Regions from separate parts of the Homo sapiens genome. Here region 2 is linked to region 1. Evidence: chromatin loops called from intact Hi-C (ENCODE). Cell type or tissue: ascending aorta. All regions are shown on one strand. Each heading gives the region's core, and the rest is flanking DNA. Links, peaks and the distances in the headings are about the cores only. Region 1 overlaps DTL (denticleless E3 ubiquitin protein ligase adapter). Region 2 overlaps PPP2R5A (protein phosphatase 2 regulatory subunit B'alpha).

Region 1 (12,343 bases), core at 2,102-10,101:
ATACCTAGGAGAACCTAAATGTGTACACCAAGGGTTAAAATAAGTTTCAAAAAACCCCCTAAATACCCACCAATAGAATATATGCACATTTTTGCATTTATCTATAGGGTTTCAGAGAAAAAAGAAAGAGACCCATTAGAAAAACATTTTGGAATACGTTAACAAGGTATCAATGACGACAGTAAAAGTCTAAGCCAGGCACTTTACATAGCATTAAAAGTGGGGGGAAGTTTCCTCAGAAAGTTAAACAATTATATGACCCAGCAATTCTATTCTTAGGAATCGAATTCTGTTCCTACACTCCCAGGAGAATTAAAAACCTATGTTAAACAAGAACTTATACACAAATGTTCACAGCAGCTTTATTCATGTCAAAAAATGGAAACAGCTCAAATGTCCATCAACTGATGAATGAATAAACAAAATGTGGTCTATCCACACAATGGCATATTATTCAGTCATAAAAAGGAGTAAGTACTGACACATGCTATAACATGGATGAACCTCGATATTATGCTAAGTAAAAGACGTCACACACAAAATGCTGATTTTGTATGATTCCATTTATATGAAATGTCTAGAATAGCAAATCCATAGAGACTGAATGTAGTTTAGCAGGTGTTGGGGAGGAAGAGGGGATTAGAGAGTGACTGTTAAAGGACACGGGTTTTTTTCTGGTGTGATGATGTTTGGGAATTAGATAGTGGTGATGTTGGTACAACACTGTGATTACAATAGTAACTACTCCATTGTAAACTTTAAAATGACTAAAATGGTGAATTATATGTTATATGAATTCTATCTGAATAAGGAAAAATGGGAGGAAGGGCGTGTTATGGGTTAAAATGAGAAACTAATGTCTAACACGTTTTTATGAACTTTTATGCTTTGATAGTTTAGGACTATCCTAGGGTATAGTATGACTACTTCAAGAAAGATTCATTCCTTCTAATGAGATTCAGGTGGCTTTTAAATCCTTCATTTTTATTCAAATAAATTTTTATTTATTGTCCCTACATTATTATAAGAACACTATCATAATTACGTAACTTCATTTTTTAAAGCTTCCTTTCCCTTTTAAGTAGGAAGGCGACTATTAAGTCTAAGAGACATTTATATCCATGCATTTTGGAGATGCTCAGACACAGAAGACTGTCCTCTCTTACATATTCTACTTTTTGTAAAATAAAGACTTTAATTCAAGGCACAAGGAATCCCAAAGTTAAATCTCCTAGAACTAAGAAGGTACCTCTAGAAGTAAGTGGCTCTAACTTACAGATGTCATAAAGTTATTTTGTGTACTGAAACATACAAAGAATATCAGCACTTTTCCTCACAAAATCTCTTCTCTGCCCAGTTGGAAACCAAGTCTAATCTTTATTTCTGCCATGAGATCATTTACACTTCCTAAAGTGTCAGGCTCAACGTTTCACCAGTCAGTGGTAGAATGACTATGCCAAATCAGTTTATTTATAACCACTTCGATGCTATTCAGTGGCTATATCAGAAACAAACCAGAGAAAAGAGGATGGGGTGGGGGTGAGACAATAGTTAGGAAATTAAAAAGAAAAGGTATAATATTAAATCTTTTTAAGTCTTGGGCCTCAATATCAGCCCGAATATATTATATTTCCTCTTTGCTGGGCAGTAGTGAGGATTAAGAGGCCATTCTCTTCTGTCTTAAGATACAAAACTCCCTTCTATTTTGTTTTCTTGTGCCCATGGGCTTTTGGCTTTTTAGCATAGAAAAAATTCTAATACTTAAGAGAATTCTGACTTTTTGAACACGTAGAAGAGCAATCTAACAGCCTGGATACTCAGCTTGAATGGAATTGCTCTTAAAATACCACTCCTCCTTTTTTTAATCATGGAAAAGAGAAACTGAGCCACCTCACTAGGCAAATTCAAATTTAGGAGGTGCAAGCTTGCCAGGATCTCAAATATCAGAGCCTGTACACCGAGTTATGTGTGGACAGGCAGAAGAACATCACGTCTGAACCACGTCATTCAACACTGACATGTGACCCAGCCTAGGAATTAAAAAAGGGTAACCCTTGTATGTGGTAGACACTGATTGGTTGTCTGAAAATGGCTTAGAAACAATGGCCAACTATATTTAGTGTATATCTTTAAAGGCAAGTATTCCCACAACCTTCATTCCCTGAAACAAAATCTTAAAAAGGCCTTTGCACTAGAGAAGAGGAAGGAACTTTAACAATTGTCAAGAAAACTTTACACAAGATACACATAATATATAATTATACACATAATTATGTATATATATAATTTAAAAATTTATTAAGAATTTAAAAACTATCAAGAAACTATACAACACACATGTAATTGTATACATAATTATGTACATATAATTAAAACTTAATAATTTAACAAGAATGATCAATACATAAGTATTTTTTGAATTATTCTTATATGCTTTTTGTGATGTTGGAAAAAAAAATTTTTTTTTTAACAAGAAACAAACCTTAAAAGATACAGACCTGTGGTAGGAATAAAATCCTCTAGTTAAGTTGGGAGCCAAAGTGGAGAAGGAAACATAGGCAAGACAGTGAGCAAAGAAGAAAGGAAAAAGGTAGCAAAATAAGCATTAAGACCAAATTTGAAACTGAAAATTTTAAATATAAGACAGAGCATTAGTGCCAGCGACATAACATTGTTAAACTTAAAATCTCAAGTAAGAAGAATATTATAAAGAGGAAACTCCATCTTGTGATGGAGTCAAGTATATACTTTATAGGCATTTAAAAATATAACAAAAGAAAGAAATATGCTTGTAGAAAAAGGCAGGCCCAACATAGAAGCATCTTGGATAGAGCAATATTTCCACCCTGTGACTATTTAGGATATTGTTAGTAAAATTTTAATAAAGTAGTGTTGCATTTTCACAACTCCAGTTATATAGAAATCACTTTTCTTTTGTACTTCCCTCAGGATTGGAAGAAATTAAGCTGAAGAATTATGCTTCATACTAAACAGGTTTTACCCCTGTCCTAAAAAAAATTAGCAATATTACTTTCTAGAGCTTGGCAGGATAAAAAATGATATAACTTTCTCTTGAGAAGGGATTTGATACTATCGGAACTATGGGATCTATGAAGTTTTAGACATTATGACTTTAAAACCCAAAATATGTGAACTCTAATCATTCAATTCACCAATGTCAAAGACATTTATGAAGTTACAGGGAAATCTAGAAGATAATTAATTCTTAGTCATGGGTAAACAATGCCTTAATGATCATTCTCTGAATTCCCAGAACATTTCCATAATTAATTATTCCTTCAAGAGACATTTTTCAGTAATAAGCAAGTGCTACCTGTTGTCTAACATTTTTATTTTCTCCACTGGACTTCAAATGGACAGCTTTAAATTTCTTAGCTTACAGTAGACACTTTAGAACTACTGTTATTAAAAAAGTTATTTAAAAGATTATTGGCCAGGCATGGTGGCTCATGCCTGTAATCCCAGCACTTTGGGAGGCCAAGTTGGGCGGATCACGAGGTCAGGAGATCGAGACCATCCTGGCTAACATGGTGAAACCCCGTCTCTACTAAAAATACAAAAGAAATTAGCCGGGCGTGGTGGCAGGCACCTGTAGTCCCAGTTATTCGGGAGGCTGAGGCAGGAGAATGGCGTGAACCTGGGAGGCGGAGCTTGCAGTGAGCCAAGATCGTGCCACTGCACTCCAGCCTGTGCGACAGAGTGAGACTCCATCTCAATAAAAAAAAAAAAAAAAAAGATTAGTAAATAATGCTATTAAATATATAAAAATCTGATAAAGCAGCCATATCTACTTTAGTGGCCTGAAGATCAGCTACTTGTAAGGAGAGAATAAAGAATAAATTAATCATAAAAATATTTTTGAGTTTCTGTTTTGTGCAAGGCTCCATGGGTGATTCAAGCACAGGATCCTAGGGATCAAAATACTGTATTCTGAACGAGAGTTTGAAAACATAGGGCAGAAAGTCAGTATAGCATGTTTTCCAGGATGCAGGACAAAGTAGTTAAGGTTCTTATCACCCTCTGAATTCTCAATTTCCTAATAATTTTTGAAACAGAGGATACAAATTGTCAATTTCTGACAAGCTATGGCCCTGAAAGTGTCATACATTCTGTAGTAGAGTAAGGTTTCAGCTATATTAAGAGCCAAGAGCAACCTTTACTAAATATCTGATGCAGGAATAGTATAGCACGTGGTTACATTAAACTTATCTCATATTGGACAGAACAAATATTTGCAAGAATACTTCAGTCTAACACTTGTGGGTGAAGTTTAGCAACTTACCTTCCATATGTAGGCAGCTTCATCACTTGAGCCACTGACTAAAAACTGGTCATCTGGACTAAGGCTGGATTTTACATAAAAGGTAGAGTTCTGGTGTCCATTGAAAATAGCCACTGCCAGAGGAAAAAAACCAAATTACTTGGCTCTTGTTATTTCTAGTGGTCAAATGGATATAGACAGCATATATATTCTAACAAGTTTTATCACTGTATTGCCTATTGAAGCAGATGATCTAGCTTTATCCATCAAATACAAGGGAACTAGACATTGGCAGAAAAACAAAACCCTAGAAGGAAGCTTTATATTAGATCCAATCTCATGAACTCAGTCTGAGTACTTGGTACGAAAATGGCAATATCAAGAGAAAAAAATTGGAGGGAAAACATTCCTTAAAAAAAGAATCCAGCCAATGTCCAACTTGCAGTAAAATGCCTTTATAAGACCCTCTCTCTCCAGCCCAGGGTAGGATTTTTTCCACTGCATAATATATTCATCTAATTTCCCCTTAGACTTCAGGCCTCTTGAGGATAAATTTTATATCTTACTTTTTCCTCACTAGACTTTATAGTGCTTTGAACAGAGTAGATCCTCAAACATTTGTTCCATGAAAAGGAAAAAAAAAATCAGTGAAAAGTATCATTTGAGTTCTGGTTAAAACTTACTAATAGCTTATGTGGGATGTGAGAATCATTTTAATCCAGCACTTTGAGTAGACTGAATGGTGGAAGAGCTAGTGGAGTAAACTGTTTATATGTAAGGCACTAGATTAGGTTTAGCCTTCTCACTCTCAATGGCAAAAGGGCAGGTAACCCAATCTAGCATATGTTCTTAACAGGTTCTTCTATCCTAAGAAGGTCAAAACCTGAGGCCTCTGACATCAGAACACTACTAGGAAATACAAGAGAAAAATCTCAATTATTGGAGAATTTAAGGATACCTTTAGGCAGGAAAAAACAATCACACTCCAGAGAGAAAAGTATTAGTAGGGGACTTAACAGCTTCCCATAAGTGCTCACAGGAATCTCTTCCATTTTCTAGAATAAAGCTGGAAAAGAACTTTGTATTTATAGCTTTAAAGGAAAAAGCTATGCAGGCATAGCAAATACTCCTCACATCAGACATTTTTACTGTGAAAGTGAGGCAGGATATGAATCAATTTGTATACACCTATTATCACTGCAAAATAAACAAGCTCCTTTATTCTGAACATTGTTCTAAAACTGTAATTTTTAATCTTCCTCAACTCTCAACTATGAATGGAAAACTCTAGCCTGAATTTCCCACTACACCTGTAAGTATTTATTGCCCTCTGCTGGTCTAAGAAAGGCTGGTATGATATGCACTGTAAATGTTTAAACCTTGCTAAAAATCCTCCTAAAATGTATGTTGGCTTTAATGAGCTCAATTTAATCTTGCTTTGGTGATCTGGGCTTTTCAAGTACTTCCAACCAAGTCATCCTTATGAACATATAAACACCATAATACAAAGCATGGTAGATCAAGTATCGAATCCAAGATCGATTCAGAAGTTTTGAAAAGGACAAGTAATTACAAGACGTTACACACACACACACACACAGTTGTCATTCAGTTTTTTTTTTTTGAGACAGGGTCTTACTCTGTCACCCAGGCTGGAGTGCAGTGGCAAGATCATGGCTCACTGAAGACTCAAACCTCCCAGGCTCAAACAATCCTCCTACCTCAGCCTTCCAAGTAGCAGGACTACAGGTGCATGCCACCACATCCAGCTAATTTTTTGCATCTTTTTGTCAAGATGAGGTTTCACCATGTTGCCCAGGCTGGTCTCGAACTCCTGGGCTCAAGTGATCTGCCAGCCTCGGCTTGGGTTTATAGGTGTGAGCCACCATGGCCAGCTGTCATTCAATTTTTAAGGAATAAATCGATCTATTAACCTATCTACCTATCTATCCATCTGCGCAAATGAAATTAAATAGAAGCATAGAAAAGGTTTACTAAATTATTAGCGAAGTGTTGGACAGCAGGACACTAAACTCAAGGACCTTTTCAGTGCCACACTGTAGCAAAAATTATATAGAAAGAGCTCTTGTACATCTGATAATATAATCAGGATCACGCTTTATCTTTCAAGGAAAGATGTTGAAAAGTCTATTTTATTTGACTAACTAAATTAGCAGCTCTCCAAGCTCAGATTCCATTAAGGAAAATAGCAAAAGAAACACCTCTTCCCTTTTCTAAATACTATTGCTCCTGTTTAGAGAAAACTAGACCCAGTGCAAAGTATCAGAAATGCAGACTATGATGCTGCCACCGATACTAAAGTCCTAATAAGATTGCTTGGGGTGATCTTTGGAAAATTCTGTAAGATCTCAGCTAAAATGACAAGTTCTGGGCCGGGCATGGTGGCTCACGCCTGTAATCCCAGCACTTTGGGAGGCTGAGGTGGGTGGATCATGAGGTCAGGAGTTCGAGACCAGCCTGACCAACAAGGTGAAACCCTGCCTTTACTAAAAATACAAAAATTAGCCAGGCATGGTGGCGGGCGCCTGTAATCCCAGCTACTTGGGAGGCTGAGGCAGGAGAATTGCTTGAACCCAGGAGGCGGAGGGTGCAGTGAGCCGAGATCGAACCACTGCACTCCAGCCTGGGCAACAGAGTGAAACTCCGTCTCAAAAAAAAAAAAAAATTTATATCTATATCTACATCTATCTATAAATAAAATAAAACAAGTTCTGTACTTGAGATTTCTTGTTTATCAGCACTTTTTACTTTAGTGGAAACTGGGTAACTCTGAGGATTGGTTATGGAATTCAAAGTGTTTTTGAAAGATCTATAGATGAGGAATAACCAGGCTACTAAGATGTTGCTTAAGAAATTGATGTTCTTAAAAATAATGTAACCCAAATAACTCTCTTAAAGCATGCCTGAGGCTGGTGATTTGGAAGAGGGAGGGGAGAGGATTAAAAAAAAGAGGAAAGCATGCTTGAGAAACTTGGGTTTTCTTTTTAAAACTATCATTTATTTATTAGTTTTAAGTATCAGATTCTATTTTTAAAGTTTTGAGGAAAAAAAAAAGGTGAGGCTGGGGAAAACATCTAGAAATAAAAGGGCCTCTAACATTAAGGAGAAGGCTGAGATAGGCTGAAACTATTTTGGGGGTATGAAAATTTCAGCCCCCTAATTTTAACCAGCAGCCCCTAAAGAGGAAAAAAGCTGAGCAGAAGCACTTTATCTACTCCACAGCTTATTAAATAAAAAATTGAGAGAATTCTAAATATAGGCCAAAGGGCATAATTTCAGGAGATACTCTCTATTAAAATAAAGTCACCATGTAAAGCACAATTCAGCTAACTTATGAAATCATCACAAGGAATGTACACTTATGAAATTATCACTGGATGTAATCAAAGATGCCAAAGTCCTCATATGGCTTAATAAGTTCAGTTTAGAAGAAAGCCCATTAAATTATCATTACCAAAAAAAGCCCATAATGCTTTCCTGGTAAGAGAATTTGAATGACTAATATCTTACCTGGAGAAGTCTTCAACCCAGTCATATTAAACATGTAGATGTTATCGTCTGTGCAATTAGCAAATAAAGTAGAGCCAGTGGAATCCAAAATCAGACTTGAATATCCTGGAAAAAGGAAACTTAAGTTAGCACGTCCTGATGATGGTGAGTAGATCTGAGGTTAAAATGTAGAGACAAAAATAGATCATTTCATAAGAATCATCATCAGAATTCTTTGTCCCCAAAATATACACAAACCAAAAACATTCTTCTGAGTTTTTATCTTTTGAACTTCACATATTAGAATTTTTCATATCAATGTTACTGGAAATTAGCCTTTTTTTTTTTTTTTAAACAAAAACTCTTATCTCCCCCAAAAGACCTATTAAAGGCTTACCAAGTTTTCGAGTGCTGCTACCTGGGTACAGGAAAGACTTGGATGCTATGGGTTCTTGTCGATAAGCAGTATAATTCTTACGTAAATCCCATACTTTGATTATCCTAAAAACCAAGGCAAATAAATATTTTGTAGACCTTCTTCCAACCCCAAACAACTTCAACTACACTAAATGTGAAATGACTTTTAATCTAACTCCTCTGGCACATTAACTAGGTACAGTAAGGATATTTCATTGGGAAACAAATTAAAGTATCTTATACTGTTGTCTCCAATATCAGGCTTATAATTCTGACAGAACGGAAACAGATGTGATTTGACCCAGTGATGGGTTACTGGAGTTTACTCTAAGAGAACGGAAAAGGAAGATGAAGGTTGAGTGCCGATAGTAATTGTTCCATTGTTTTTAGAAAATACACTTCCTAAGCCTTTAATATTCTGCATATATTTTTGATATCATAAGTAGCAAGTTCTGTCCCTGTGGTTATATCTCCATACATAACTCTTTAAATAATCTAAACAAATTGTTCTGTGAAATAAAGTATTTTTTCATTTCATCTATTGAGATAATTGTCTTAATCCTCTACTTCTAGTATAAAGGTAACTTGAAAACACAGACCTGCTATGAAATGACAGTATTCTTGGAAACAAACAGAGCAAGCTTTCACAGTCATTCACAAGCAGAACTAATAACCTTTAGATAATCCTTCATTCCTGCCTGAGAATTTGGTTCAGAGGGTTTTAGTGCCCAGAGGACACAATGGAAATCCTAGTTTGGTAAGCCATCATCTTTTAAATTAAAAATTTTAAGAGAAGGATGCCTTGAGAGATATAATAGGAAGGAAACTTAAAAAGAAAGAGTCTCCATTTGCATAGAATTAATATTCTACAACACAATCAACAAGCATCACAGAGCAGACTTATTTGGAAGCCAAGAATTCAGACTAATCATGGATGACAGGTATGTGAAAGTCATTAGACCTTACTATCATCAATCTAGTTAGATTACTCCCAGAAATGTCAATTACATCCCCAGAATCAGATTTCTTCTTTTAGGATATTCTTAAACCTGAAAAAGACAAAACCCAAAGTAACAGAAATTTTACTCTTCAAAATGAGAATTAGTGACTAAATTATATTGCATAAGGCAAGCAAGCTACCCAGCCAGCTTCTTTTCTAAGATAGCAACAGCAGCTACCACTGCTCTTATGTGCTAGACAATGTGCTAAGCGTGACACATGTATTCTTTCATTTAATTATCCAGCAAGAGTCCTTCAACTAGGTATTTTCCAATGTGATCTATAGCTCCTTTCCTCAGTTGGGGTACTTGCTATGTTGACAGTTGAAAGCACACACATTCAATTATAATGAGACTATGTGACTGCCTCATCACAATCTCATAAAAAAGATCTCGTCGGAAGAAAAAAGAAATAGACTCTTACCCATCCACAGCTCCTGCTGAGACTAAGGTATTCTCGTCTTGAAAGAGGACCACAGTAACACTTTGCTGGAAATCCTGATAGCACAAGAAAAGAAGAAGATTCTATCTTGGGCATCATAATCTTTACCATCAAGGGAACAAGGTGCTAAAAAACGACTTTTCTCCCCAGACTGACTTAGATGAAGTCTTGTCTAATGATCTCGATCAGATATATATGCTGACCAAGAGGTAATTTTAGCAAGGATCATTAAGTTTTAGTATACAGTGTTAATATTTCAACTTATACTCAAAAAACAAACTGGTGACTAAAAGATTTTGCTCGTCTGAGCCTACTGCATCTACTTAGACTCAGCCCTACTAATATGCTGTGTGTATCCTTAGGAAACTTATTTAACTTTCTTGTGCCAGTTTAATCTCTAAAATGTTGCTGTCTACCTAGATTATCATATAGGAGTATCAAAAGAATTATGAATAAAAGATTATTTCATGCCCTGAAAAAGAGGCCCAGTGGAGTCGTACCTCCTAATTGCTATTACTTAACAAGTTATCTTGGCTCAGAACCAGATTAAATGTCTGAAATGCTACTCGTTTTAACTTCATATGGCCTCTACTATCTGCTTCCATTCATGCTTGTGTCCTGTTCACGGTGTATAGTTTTAAGTCTTAATGTCTTAGCAGTCATACTTCCCCCAAAATATTAACTTGTACCCTACACACCAGGAATATGAAAAAAAAATTACATTAAAGTGAGAAAAAGGGCAATTTTTTAAAGAAAAAGGATATATTATGGGCATTGTTTGAGCTCTGACTGTAAGTTATTAGAGTGGTACTATGTTCTACCCATGTGTTTCTCAATATATTTAACAATATTTTGTCAAATGCTTAAAAATAAGCTGGCCAGGCGTGGTGGCTCACATCGGTAATCCCAGCACTTTGGGAGGCTCACGAGGTCAGGAGATTGAGGCTATCCTGGCTAACACGGTGAAACCCCGTCTCTACTAAAAAAACAAAAAATTAGCTGGGCGTGGTGGTGGGCACCTGTAGTCCCAGCTACTTGGGAGGCTGAGGCAGGAGAATGGTGTGAACCTGGGAGGCGGTGCTTGCAGTGAGCCAAGATTGCGCCACTGCACTCCAGCCTGGGTGACAGAGCGAGACTCTGTCTCAAAACAAAAAACATATTTTTCTGTAGTTTGTATTACGAAAACAACAGGTATTCTTTCCCCTTAGAAAACTGCATCACAGTACTTAATATGCTTCTTCAAACTACTCCTCCCCCACTTTTCCTAATGAATTCCACTATACTATAGGGGTGTGTTTGTGTGTGTGTGTTTGTGTCTGTGTGTGTAGAGAGATTTTTAGGGATGAGTAAGGTGAATTTTCAACATGTGCCTCAGGCAACTCTGATGCACACAGTATTTGAAGTGATGGCTATCTCAATTACCCTGATTTGATCATTATACATAGTGTACCCCCCAAAATATGTAAAATTATGTTATCAATTTTTTAAAATGTAGATATTGAAATTGTAAAAAAAAAAACCACTTTCTGCTTAATGGCATGAGACAACATCTTATGTTTAATTCAATCTAATTCTTTAAAACCAAAATAAATTTAAAGATATTTATCAACGAGGCTACATATATTTTAATTCCATCAATAATATAGGTAAATGGCATTATAATTCAGAAGAACCAAAAATTAAAATTTGAGAACCACAAATGTAGGTACTGAATAAGCAATAAACCACTGATATCAAATGAGAATCATGAAGATTCTCATTCACTTAATCAATAGCCTCCCATTTATTCTATCCTACAGATAAGATCTGCACACATGTATACATCTGTAAAACCTTACCACAGAAGGAGCAAGTCCTTTTGAATTCTGTTTCTTCTTGGGTTTTGAAGGGGTTTGCTTGTCTGAGGTATTGTGAGCTCCACTGATTTGATTCACTTGCCTATAAAACCCATCTGAAAGATATTCCAAGGAAATTTAGGTTTCAGGATTCTTACATGCTGAATATAACATGTGTAAATAAAACTTCAATATTAAGTAATTTTTGACCAAGTTGGTGAAATTAGAAGCCAGCAGAGCCAGCTGCACTACATCTCCTGTGGTGAGACTATAATGTATAAAAAGGGAGAGATGTTTATAACAGCTTTAATAATTGCCAAAACTTGGAAACAACCAAGATGTCCTTCAGTAGGTGAATGGATAAACTTTGGTTCATCCAGACAATGGAATATTATTCAGCACTGGAAAGAAATGAGCTTGATAAAGCCATAAAATGACATGGAGGAAATGTGACTGGGGGAAGTAATAAGATCAGTGGTTGCCAGGGCTTAGAGGGAGGTAGGGATGAATAACTGGAGCACAGAGGATTTCTAGAGTAGTGAAACTATTGTGTATGATGCTACAATGGTGGACGCACGTCATTACACATTTGTCAATATCCACAGAATGTGTAATACTAAGAATATATAACACTGATGTAAATTATAAACTCTGAGTGACAGCATGTGTTGACATAGGTTAACTGATTATAACAAATGTACCACTCAGGCACAGGATGTTGTCAGTGGGGAAGTCTGTGTGTGGGCAGGGCAGGGGCTATATGGGAACTCTCTGTACTTTCTGCTCAGTTTTGCTGTGAACCTAAAACTGCTCTACAAAATAAGGTTTATTAAAATTTTTCTAAATAATTTTATTATTT
Region 2 (12,343 bases), core at 2,203-10,202, 250 kb before region 1:
TTCACTGCTATATTTAAGGGCTTTTGTTTTTACTAAGTTTCTTGGCAGCTAAGGTAAAACAGTTGTGAAGAGTAGGCCATACTGTAAACGGTTAAATGAGAGAAGCGAAGCTGCTGTCATGTACTGCTGGCTGGCCTACTTGTAGGTTCAAGACATGCAACATTTTTATATAGGTCAAAAACATTTTTATAGTAGTTATCCTGTAACAAAAGATGGTAATCATGGTTTTCATTATTTAAAAAATTATGAAATATTTTGCATTTGTAGATGTAATTAATATGTCCCAACTCTGGTACATTTGTGAAAGAGTAACACTGAATTTTCTCGTAAGAAAAAAGAGCAGAAAATATAAATAGGTTGAAAAAAGATCAGCCTGTCTTCTTGCTATATTTTATAAACATGAGTAACAATCTGTAAGAAGCTCTCCCTCTCCCTCCTCTCCCTCTCCCTCCTCTCCCTCTCCCTCTCCCTCCTCTCCCTCTCCCTCTCCCTCTCCCCACAGTCTCCCTCTCCCCACGGTCTCCCTCTCCCTCTCTTTCCACGGTCTCCCCCTGATGCTGAGCCAAAGCTGGACTGTACTGCTGCCATCTCGGCTCACTGCAACCTCCCTGCCTGATTCTCCTGCCTCAGCCTGCCGAGTGCCTGCGATTGCAGGCGCGCGCCGCCACGCCTGACTGGTTTTCGTATTTTTTTGGTGGAGACGGGGTTTCGCTGTGTTGGCCGGGCTGGTCTCCAGCTCCTAACCGCGAGTGATCCGCCAGCCTGGGCCTCCCGAGGTGCCGGGATGGCAGACGGAGTCGCGTTCACTCAGTGCTCAATGGTGCCCAGGCTGGAGTGCAGTGGCATGATCTCGGCTCGCTACAACCTCCACCTCCCAGCTGCCTGCCTTGGCCCCGCAAAGTGCCGAGATTGCAGCCTCTGCCCGGCGGCCACCCCGTCTGGGAAGTGAGGAGCGTCTCTGCCTGGCCGCCCATCGTCTGGGATGTGAGGAGCCTCTCTGCCTGGCTGCCCAGTCTGGAAAGTGAGGAGTGTCTCTGCCCGGCCGCCATCCCATCTAGGAAGTGAGGAGCATCTCTGCCAGGCCGCCCATCGTCTGAGATGTGGGGAGCACCTCTGCCCTGCCACCCTGTCTGGGATGTGAGGAGCGTCTCTGCCCGGCCGCCCCGTCTGAGAAGTGAGGAGACCCTCTGCCTGGCAACCGCCCCGTCTGAGAAGTGAGGAGCCCCTCCGCCCGGCAGCCACACCGTCTGAGAAGTGAGGAGCCCCTCCGCCCGGCAGCCACTCCGTCTGGGAAGTGAGGAGCGTCTCCGCCTGGCAGCCACCCCGTCTGGGAGGGAGGTGGGGGTCAGCCCCCCGCCCGGCCAGCCGCCCCGTCCGGAAGGGAGGTGGGGGGGTCAGCCCCTCGCCCGGCCAGCCGCCCCGTCCGGGAGGTGAGGGGCGCCTCTGCCCGGCCGCCCCTACTGGGAAGTGAGGAGCCCCTCTGCCCGGCCAGCCGCCCCGTCTGGGAAGGATGTGGGGGGGTCAGCCCCCCGCCTGGCCAGCCGCCCCATCCAGGAGGTGAGGGGCGCCTCTGCCGGCCGCCCCTACTGGGAAGAGAGGAGCCCCTCTGCCCGGCCAGCCGCCCCGTCCGGGAGGGAGGCGGGGGGGTCAGCCCCCCGCCCGGCCAGCCGCCCCGTCCGGGAGGTGAGGGGCGCCTCTACCTGGCCGCCCCTATTGGGAAGTGAGGAGCCCCTCTGCCCGGCCAGCCGCCCCGTCCGGGAGGGAGGCGGGGGGGTCAGCCCCCCGCCCGGCCAGCCGCCCCGTCCGGGAGGTGAGGGGCGCCTCTACCTGGCCGCCCCTACTGGGAAGTGAGGAGCCCCTCTGCCCGGCCAGCCGCCCCGTCCAGGAGGGAGGTGGGGGGGTCAGCCCCCCGCCCGGCCAGCCGCACCATCCGGGAGGTGAGGGGCGCCTCTGCCCGGCCGCCCCTACTGGGAAGAGAGGAGCCCCTCTGCCCGGCCAGCCGCCCCATCCGGGAGGGAGGTGGGGGGGTCAGCCCCCCGCCCGGCCAGCCGCCCCATCCGGGAGGGAGGCGGGGAGGGAGGCAGGGAGGTCAGCCCCCCGCCCGGCCAGCTGCCCCGTCCGGGAGGGAGGCGGGGGGGTCAGCCCCCCGCCCGGACAGCCGCCCCGTCTGGGAGGTGAGGGGCGCCTCTGCCCGGCCGCCCCTACTGGGAAGTGAGGAGCCCCTCTGTCCAGCCACCACCCCGTCTGGGAGGTGTACTCAACAGCTCATTGAGAACGGGCCATGATGACAATGGCGGTTTTGTGGAATAGAAAGGGGGGAAAGGTGGGGAAAAGATTGAGAAATCGGATGGTTGCCATGTCTGTGTAGAAAGAGGTAGACATGGGAGACTTTTGATTTTGTTCTGTACTAAGAAACATTCTTCTGCCTTGGGATCCCGTTGATCTGTGACCTTACCCCCAACCCTGTGCTCTCTGAAACATGTGCTGTGTCCACTCAGGGTTGAATGGATTAAGGGTGGTGCAAGATGTGATTTGTTAAACAGATGCTTGAAGGCAGCATGCTCGTTAAGAGTCATCACCACTCCCTAATCTCAAGTACCCAGGGACACAAACACTGCGGAAGGCCGCAGGGTCCTCTGCCTAGGAAAACCAGAGACCTTTGTTCACTTATCTGCTGACCTTCCCTCCACTATTGTCCTGTGACCCTGCCAAATCCCCCTCTGCGAGAAACACCCAAGAATGATCAATAAAAAAAAAAAAAAAAAAAAACAATCTGTAAGAAAAAGAACACATAGGCTGGGCACAGTGGCTCATGCCTGTAATCCCAGCACTTTGGAAGGCTGAGACGGGCGGATCACCTGAGGTCAGGAATTTGAGACCAGCCTGGCCAACATGGTGAAACCCCACCTCTACTAAAAATACAAAAAAATTAGCCGGGTGTAGTGGCGCACACCTGTAATCCCAGCTACTCGGGAGACTGAGACAGGAGAATCGCTTGAACCCGGGAGGCAGAGGGTGCAGTGAGCCGAGATCGCGCCATTGCACTCCAGCCTGGGCAACAAGAGCAAAACTCCGTCTCAAAAAAAAAAAAAAAAAAAGAAAAGAAAACAAAAAGAACACATAATAAATCTGTTAAATGTAAAAAGCACAGACAATATCTGCACTGGCCACTTTATTCTTCAGCTTCTCCGTTTTAAGAATTCTTGCAAATGAAGTCTGTCATAATGATGTTTTAGTCTGGCAATTGGGCTGATGTTGATTATCCATTTGCCATTCTCACTACGGATGATAACGTCCATTCTGATTCCTACGGTGACAACTTGCTCACCTGGCATTCTCCCTGCAAGAGATGCTGATATTTTCTATCAGAATTTCACTTAAAGGTTTAAAAATGAAAACATCTTTAGAAACAAACAAGTTCACAGGAAAAATTCACAACACCTTATAGCACTGCATCATCAGCAACTAGAGTTGTGGCTGACAAGGTACCTTTTGGATCATGCCCTGAGTACTACAACACAGTAGTTTGCTCAGTCACTCTGAATTTAATTATTACAAGAGGTCCAAGTTTTTGTTGGGGCAATTTTAACCAGGTTTTCTTGAACTGATGACATATATCTGTTTCAAATGGATGCTGATTTCTTCCAAAATGTATAAATAAATGAGTAAATAAGAGATGAGTATTTAAGGTCCTAGTGACCTCTATTTAAATGAAGAGAATGTCCTACACATAAATTTATAAGTATACAGTTGATCTGCATTATCCATGGGGACAAGTTCCTGGACTCCCCCAGATACAAAAATCTGAGGATGCTCAAGTCCCTTATGTAAAATGGTCTAGTATTTGCATTAACCTATGCATAGCCTCCTGTATACTTTAAATCATGTCTATATTACTTATACCTAATACAATGTAAATGCTATGTAAACAGTTGTTATATTATTTAAGGAATAATGACCTGAAAAAAAAGTCTCTACATAGTCTGTATAGATTCTTCCTCCCTTCCCTGGAGTATTTTTGATCCAAGGTTGGTTGAATCCACAGATGTGGAACCCACAGATATGGAGGGCCAACTGTATTTTGATCTTCCCAAGTATTAACCAAGGAGCAATTCAGACTACTATCTACTATCATGGTATACCATATTTAACAATTTCAAATGCCTTAAGTCTTTTTGTTGCCTCAAGGAAATTTGACTATGCACTTAATATATGTAATAACCTGCAGTATCAACTTGTAGTCATCTCTTCAGCATCAGAGCTAAGGATTTACTAAAAGCATTCTTCCAAAAATAAAAAATAAAAAAATTTAAAAGCAGCATTCTTCTAGAAAATATCACTAAATCCACAATATAAAAAGCTCTGCATGAATATTATGAAAGGTACAACAAACTGCACAATCTAGGAATTACCTTAAAAAAAAAACAGATATGCCTTGCTTTGCTAAATACATAATTAATTTAAATTTGACTAAAAGATGTGTTTTTAAAGCACATTTTAAACTGTACTTCAATTTATTATGACTGCCACTTGATCTCACTAAAGATAATTCTCAACACTGTAAAAATCCCTGCATGGCCTCAAGCCAAGGGCCAAGGGTGACTCAAGATAACTCTAGGGAAAGGCACAATTTCATCTTTGGAGGATTATTAACATACCTTTTAAAACTCACAAAAGCCCCGCTAGGTTTTTCCCAAATTCTTACGTCTTTTTCAATACTCAACTTGAAAATATATTTGGCTCACACTTTTTTTTTTAATTTTTTTTTTGAGATTGAGTCTCAGCTCACTGCAACCTCTGCCTCCCAGGTTCAAGCGATTCTCCTGCCTCAGCCTCCCAAGTAGCTGGGACTACAGGCGCCCACCACCACACTCAGCTAATTTTTGTATTTTTAGTAGAGACGAGGTTTCACCATCTTGGCCAGACTGGTCTCGAACTCCTGACTTTGTGATCCGCCTGCCTCGGCCTCCTAAAATGCTGGGATTACAGGCGTAAGCCACTGAACCTGGCCCTGGCTCACACTTTTAAGAAATACTGCTCTAGTATACTGTTTTTCAAAGTGTAGGTTGCACGCCATTGGTGGGCAGTAAGATCAAGTTAGTGGGTCACAATCAAGAGTTTAAAAAAAAAAAATCAGAGTGTATTGCACGTAAGGATATTATGTCATGGAAGTATGTAAGTTATGAAGTAAAATGTGTTTCTCACTATAGTCTGCAGTGAAAACGAGTTTGAAAACCACTGCTTTACAGTATGTGAAGTACTTCAGGATCCCACACTACACAGCATGCCCAAGATCATAAAGCAAATTTGTACTGAAGCTGGGTATGAGAATACTGTTTTTGAAATATCAAATGTTCCTTTAAAAGCTGTATTCTAAATCGTTACCCATTAGAGATTCACAGTACATATCAGTTAAAAATGGCAATTTTGTTTTTCTCCCCTTCCCTCTAAAATGAGAGTAGACCCCCCACCAAAAAAAAGAGATAAAAACCCACAATAACAGAGAACAGAAAAATAGGCCCATAGGCAAGAGACTTCAACAAATTTCAGCGAAAACTCAAAGTAGGTAGAGAAGTGGTAACTGGCAAAACTAAGAGGAAGTCAAGTCCTAGAATAAAAAGGGGGAATACAGGCAAGGGTCCTACAGAACTTCAGATTAGTTCAAGATTAAGAAATATCTAGTGAAACAGTGGAAAGGATTAAGACATGAACTGAAATGGGGGATTAAATAAAAGTCTGGACTTGCTGAAGAGTCTACCATCCCACTCCAAAAGACAGTCAAGCATTCACGCTTCAGACAAAAGAAAATTAGAAGGTTCTTCCCTAAAGAAACTGAACAGTGCCAGAGGAGGTTCCTACATTCCAGCATGTAACTAGATCCCTAACCAATTACTCTAAACAAAACCAGATAATCAATAAGCCCCAACCAACTCTTACAGTAATTTTTTGTTTATCCATACATATTAATGGAAAATAAAGGATCGCCAGAGACTGCAACATGACATAAAACCAAATACAGAGAAATACATGATCCCAAAGGGATAATTTAGCACATTACTGAAAATTCAGATGCCCAGGAGAGAAGAATAAAAGCTTTCAGATTAAAAAAAAAAAAAAAAAAAAAAAAAAGTCACCCACAAAGGTTAAATATCCATGGAATTTCTTATCAGCAGAAGTCATGCCAGAAGATAATGGGGCTATCCTATTAGAATTCTAATGCCAGTCTAGAACTCTGTAACTAGTCAACTATCAATTAAGTACAGAGGTTCAGGAAGGGCATTTTTAGACATGTTCTGGATTAGGCTTTGGCTTAAGGAAATGTTATGGCTGTTTGATCTTCTATTCAGACCACTCAAACTTTCTCCAAATCAACAATAAGGCTGTTTTGCTTTCCTATCATTCATGCGGTCACTGGAGTAGCACTTTTAATGTCCTTCAAGAGCTCTTCCTTTGCATTCACAACTTGGCTGTTTGGTACAAGAGGCCTAGCTTTTGGCCAATCACAGCTTTCAACATGCCTTCCTCACTAAGCTTAATCATTTCTAGCTTCTGATTTAAAGTGAGGTGTGAGACTCTTCCTTTCACTTCAACACTTAGCAGCCATTGCAGAGGTATTTAATTGGCCTAATCTCAATTTTGTTGTGTCTCAGGGAATAGGGAGGCCCAAGGAGAGGAAGAAAGACCAGGAAATGGCCAGTTGGTGGAGCCATCAGAACACAAACAACACCTACTGATTAAGTGTGACATCTTATATGGCTATGGTTCATGATGCCCCAAAACAATTACAATAGTAACATTAAAGATCACTAATTGGAGGCGATCATAACAGATATATATTGAGAGAATCTCCAAAATGTGACACAGAGACACAAAGCGAGCACATGCTATTGGAAAAATGGGACCAACAGACTTGCTCAATGCAGGTTTGCCAAAAACCTTCCATTTGTTTTAAAAAAATAAAACACACAATATCTGGGAAATGCAATACAGTGAAGCACAATACAATGAGATGTACTTGTATGTATACTTCATATTTACATAAAATTAAAATATCAGAGAAATAATAAAATCTACATAGTTGAGTATATAGCCTGGCTTATTTCAATGACTCATTCAATATTAGCAAACTTTGTGAGAATTTTTCGAAGTAAATTAGAATCTTTAGGAAAATGTTGCAAAGAAGTTTTACATTATGTTCTTTAATGTCGATTTATGAAACCTACTTAGGAAGACTGTACAACTAAATTAAGAGGTCTTTAAGACAAGTTTGGGTGTTATAACTCTGTGTAATATATATCTGACTACAGAAATGTCATGGAAAATGAAACCTCATTCTCAACCACACAGGGATGTTAGTACACTCTCAATAGACAGTAAGTCCAGTTTCCCAAGAAGCATAGTGTTCATGATGAATTTTCAATGTCTGAGTCTATTCCTCTGCCTTACAAACTCAGGTATGTTTTTAAAAATCATACATAATACAAATACAAATTCTCCAAGCTCATAAGACAGTAATAAATACTAATTTATTAATTCAGGATGAGAAACTATTCCCCATATACTATATTAGAATATTCTGATTATGTGTTCCCATAGGAAAAGTTATAAAACAAGCCAAATCATAACATAAGCATAATGATGCCTGGGGTATTCATTTTCTATTCTTAGTAACAAATTATCCCAAAATTCTGTGGCTTAAAACAATTATTAGGCTGGGCGTGGTGGCTTATGCCTGTAATCCCAACACTTTGGGAGGCTGAGGCAGGAGAACTGCTTGAGCCCAGGAGTTGAAGACCAACTTGGGCAACACAGCAAGAACTTGTCTCTACGAAAAATTTAAAATTTAGCTACACTTGGCTGGGCACAGTGGCTCATGCCTGTAATCCCAACACTTCGGGAGGCTGAGGTGGGCGGATCACTTCAAGTCAGGAGTTGAGACCAACCTGGCCAATATGGTGAAACCTCATCTCTACTAAAATACAAAAAAAAAAATTAGCCAGGCATGGTGGCACGTGCCTGTAGTCCCAGCTACTCAGGAGACTGAGGCAGGATAATCGCTTGAACCCGGGAAGTGGAGTTTGCAGTGAGCTGAGACTTGAGCCACTGCACTTCACCCTGGGCATCACAGCGAGACACCATCTCAAAAAAAAAAAAAAAAATAGGCTTGGTGGCACACACCTGTAGTTCCAGCTACTTGGAGGCTGAAGTGGGAGGACTGCTTGAGGCCAGAGGGTTGAGGCTGCAATAAGCTGTGATCATGCACTCCAGCCTGGACAACAGTACTGGAGTTTAAGATGGGTTTTTTAAGAACCCATCTTAAAAAAACAACAACAACAAAAAAAAACTACCTTTCTCAATTTCTTTGTGTCAGGGATTCAGAAAGGATAGAACAGGGATAGCTTATCTCTGCTCCATGATGTCTAAGGCCTCAGCTAAAGGACTAGAAAACTAGAGGATGGAATTCTGAGAAGGCTAAATAACTCTTATGTCTGGTAGTTGCTGGCTTTTGGCTGACAGACTAGCTGGGGCTAGTACCAGAACCTCCAACATATAGCCTCTCCATGCGGTCTGAGCTCCCTCATAATATGGTAACTGTGTTCCAAGGGCAATGAATCTGAGAAGTCTAACGAAAAACAAGCAAAGCTCTTATGAATATAATTATAAAACATTCTTGAAATGTATGAAAGAGATAAATAAATGGAGATATATTATATTCATGGATGAGAAGAATCAATGTTTTCCCCCAATGAATCTATACAAGGAATACAATTCAGATTAAATTCTCAATAGGGTATTTTGGTGGAACCATTAGAGTTGTTCTTAAAAATGCGTCTGGAAAAATAAAGTGCCAAGAATAGCCAAGATGATTTTTAACATGAAGAAGGGAAGAGTCATCTTACCACATTTAGTAATTAAAACCACATGGTGTTGTGCAGGAATTCACAGACCACTGAGGAAAAAAAAATAAGGCACTTAGAAACATGCCAGTGTACACATACAAAAGGTTAGTATATAATACGGTTGGTGTTTTTTTTTTTAAAGTCAGTAGGAAATATTTAAAGTTCAATAAATTATTCCAGCTACTCATATGAAAAAAATTAAAATTAGATCCTTCCTTCACACACAAAAATTAGTTCCGAAAGAACTAAAAAATTAAATGTGGACAAGAAATTGGTATACAGAATGTACAAAAGAACACCTACAAATCATTAAGAAAAAAACCCAAAATCTATAGGAAAAAAAGGTCACATGAAACATAAATGACCGATAAGTATATGAAAAGATATTCAACCACACTGGTAACCAAAAAAATGTAAGTATGTATAAACAGTATACACGAATTTATACATGAAATGTCATACATCACTTTATACCTATTGGGTAAGAATGACAAAAAGTGTGGGCAAGACTTCTTCCAGAAGACTATCCTTTCCACTGTAAACTACTAAAAACTGAACAAAATATATAAAACAATTGTTTTCAGATGCTAGAAAACAGGCAGTACAGGACTGTGATCGCTGTGGGAAGGAAAACAAAGCCCCACAATCGCACCAGCTCCCTATCTGCTAGGGCTCTCCAGAGAGAGAAAGCACAGGAAAAAGAAACCCTAAAAGAACAACAGATTTAATGAGCAAAATAAAGACTAGAGATAGGGCTACTGAGGTGGCTAGGATTTGCATAGGAAAGTACTAAACAGAAGGCAACTATACAGAGAAGGAACTTTCTATTTTCTCTATTTATGTTGAAGTGATAATTTTTATTTTATTCTATTTATGTAACAAATCATTTTTTTAATGTAAAACCAGCCTTGCATTCCTGGCATAAATCCCACATTATCAAAATATCTCATTCTATTTATATATTTCAAATTCAATTTGTTAATATTTTGTATACAACTTTAAAAAAATCTATGTTCATAAGGGATATTGGTCTATAATTTTCTTGTAATTTCCCTGTTGGGGTTTTAAATTAGGAATCAGTCAAAGAGATACATAACTATTCAGATTTTTGTTTCTTCTTGTGTCAGTTTCAGAAAGCTGTTTATTTCAAGGAATTCTCCCATCTCCTCTTAGGTTTTCAGATTTATTGGCATGATTATGTACCTGAAAGCTATGAAATCCTAAATAAGGCTAAGATACTAATTATTACTACAAAAAAAGCTAAAATTCTAGTCCAGAGGGAGATCAACTTCTGACAAGACAAGGTGAGAAGTTCCACAGGCCTACTCACCAGGGAAACTGATAGAAGTTATGTTTAAAACAGCCATTTTTATAGCCTCTGAAATGGTCCTAAGGGCAAACAGCAAAAAAATATCTATTCAGGAATATCTATGAAAATTCAGTTAGAATACCAAGAGCTAGTGGTACAGTCATGCATCACTTAAAATGACAGAAATACATTCTGAGAATGCATCCTCAGGCAGTTTCATCATTGTGTGAATATCAGAATGTTTTACACAAACTTAGATGGCACAGCCTACTACACGCCTAGGCTATATGGTAGAGCCTACTGCTCCTAGGCTACAAAACTGTCAGCATGCTACTATACTAAATACTATAGGCAACTGTAAGTGTATCCAAATATAGAAAGGTGCAATAAAAAATATGGTATAAAAGATTTAAAAATGGCACATCTGTCTAGGACACTTAACATGAATAGAGCTTACAAGACTGGAAGTTGCTCTGGATGAGTAAGTGGTGAGTGAATGTGAAGGCCTAGGACATTACTGTACACTACTATAGACTTTATAAACGGTATATTTAGGCTACCCTAAATTTATTTAAAACATTTTCTTTCTCCAATAATGACCTTAGCTTACTGTAACTTTATATAAACTTTAAAATTTTAACTTTTTTACTCTTTTGCAATAACATAGCTTAAAACACACACTGTACAGCTGTATAAAAATATTTTTTCTATCAGTAGTCTATAAGCTTTTTTCTATTTTTCAGACTTTTTAACTTTTTAAACTTTTTTGTTAAAAACTAAGACACAAACACAGATGGCTTAGGCCTACCCAGGGTCAGGATCATCTACGTCACTGTCTCATCTCCACATCTTCTAGAATACCTCCTGAAGGGCCTGCCTGAGGCTGCTTTACAGCTAACTTTTTTTTTTGTAATAAGTAGAAGGAGCACACTCTAAAATAATGATAAAAATAGTATAATAAATACATAAGCCAGTAACATTTATTATCAAGTATTATGTATTGTACATAATTGTATATGCTATATATACTTTTTTTTTTTTTGAGACGGAGTCTTGCTCTGTCGCCCAGGCTGGAGTGCAGTGGCACGATCATGGCTCACTGCCTCCGCCTCCCGGGTTCATGCCATTCTTCTGCCTCAGCCTCCGGGAGCAGCTGGGACTACAGGCGCCTGCCACCACACCCGACTAATTTTTCGTATTTTTAGTAGAGACGGGGTTTCACCGTGTTAGCCAGGATGGTCTCGATCTCCCGACCTCGTGATCCGCCTGCCTCAGCCTCCCGAAGTGCTGGGATAGGCTTGAGCCACCATGCCTGGCAGCTATATATACTTTTATATGATAGTGCAGCTGGTTTTTTTACACTGGCATCACCATAAACATGTGAGTCATGCCTTGTTCTATGAACTAAAGCTACATCACTAGGGGACAGGAATTTTTCAGCTCCACTGTAATATTTTGGGACCACCATCCTATATACCACGTCATGGACCAAAACATCGTTATGCAGCACATGACTGTATTTTAAGCAAGAGAGCTCCTTCCCCCTTGGCTCAGCTATGTAGAAACCCTACTTCAAAGAGACGCAGAGGAGAACACAGGGCTCTTCCTCTACTTCTAGCTCCCAGACATCTTTAGGTAAGGAGTAGGACCTATCAGCATTTCTCATCCTTTCCACAGCAACTTATTGTTGCTGAGGATAAGTTCTAGACAAGTGCAACTGAAAGGCAGGCCTCCTTTCTTCTGCCCAACCTCCACGCATGGGGCAGAGGCTCTACCTTTTGTGCAACACTGCTAAAAAAATAACTGGGGCCTCAATCACCTTTGTTCTGGCCTATAAAGTTGTGATTCCACACTGGAAGAGGCAAGCCAAAAAGAAGACCTCGGGCTGCTGCTCCCACTTCCCCAAACTGCTCAGCTTCTAAAGCAGGGTTTCAGAAAGAAGCATACAATTGTCCCCACTCCCAGCTCTGAGCCCCGACTCCAGAGATTTTGTGGGGGATGGGGGAGAAGTAGGCCATAAAACAGTTAGCTCTTCATCTTTTCCCAAAACAACTGACTTCTTTACAACAGGGCATTAAAAAAAATGTTCAAGCCTAAGGGTACTCTTAAAAACAGTGGAGGTTTTGGTGAAAGA

Evidence for each region. A loop is a pair of places that touch in the nucleus more often than their neighbours do. Peaks named below come from ENCODE experiments on the same cell type or tissue, not always from the same donor. Only the 100,000 strongest peaks of a DNase experiment are listed, where the experiment ranks them.
Region 2: a loop joins it to region 1, with 3 times the contacts of the local background. A loop is called at or near these places in 19 of 110 quality-filtered maps.

The regions. Positions count from the first base shown.
Region 1 is chr1:212,064,174-212,076,516 of GRCh38, reverse strand. It overlaps DTL (denticleless E3 ubiquitin protein ligase adapter), which reads right to left. Exons shown (of 15, transcript NM_016448.4): 7 at 11,488-11,600; 8 at 9,632-9,705; 9 at 8,190-8,293; 10 at 7,814-7,918; 11 at 4,304-4,416. Among named protein-coding and RNA genes, the nearest start is that of MIR3122, 7.3 kb to the left of the region's middle. In ascending aorta, for the core only: a CTCF peak has its summit at 5,619 (motif pointing left); no DNase peak of the experiment used is centred there.
Region 2 is chr1:212,310,374-212,322,716 of GRCh38, reverse strand. The region is part of intron 1 of PPP2R5A (protein phosphatase 2 regulatory subunit B'alpha); the gene reads right to left. Among named protein-coding and RNA genes, the nearest start is that of PPP2R5A, 31 kb to the right of the region's middle. RefSeq lists enhancers at 2,211-2,807, 6,545-6,614, 6,207-6,960. In ascending aorta, for the core only: a CTCF peak has its summit at 6,665 (motif pointing right); no DNase peak of the experiment used is centred there; H3K27ac peaks cover 1,680 bases.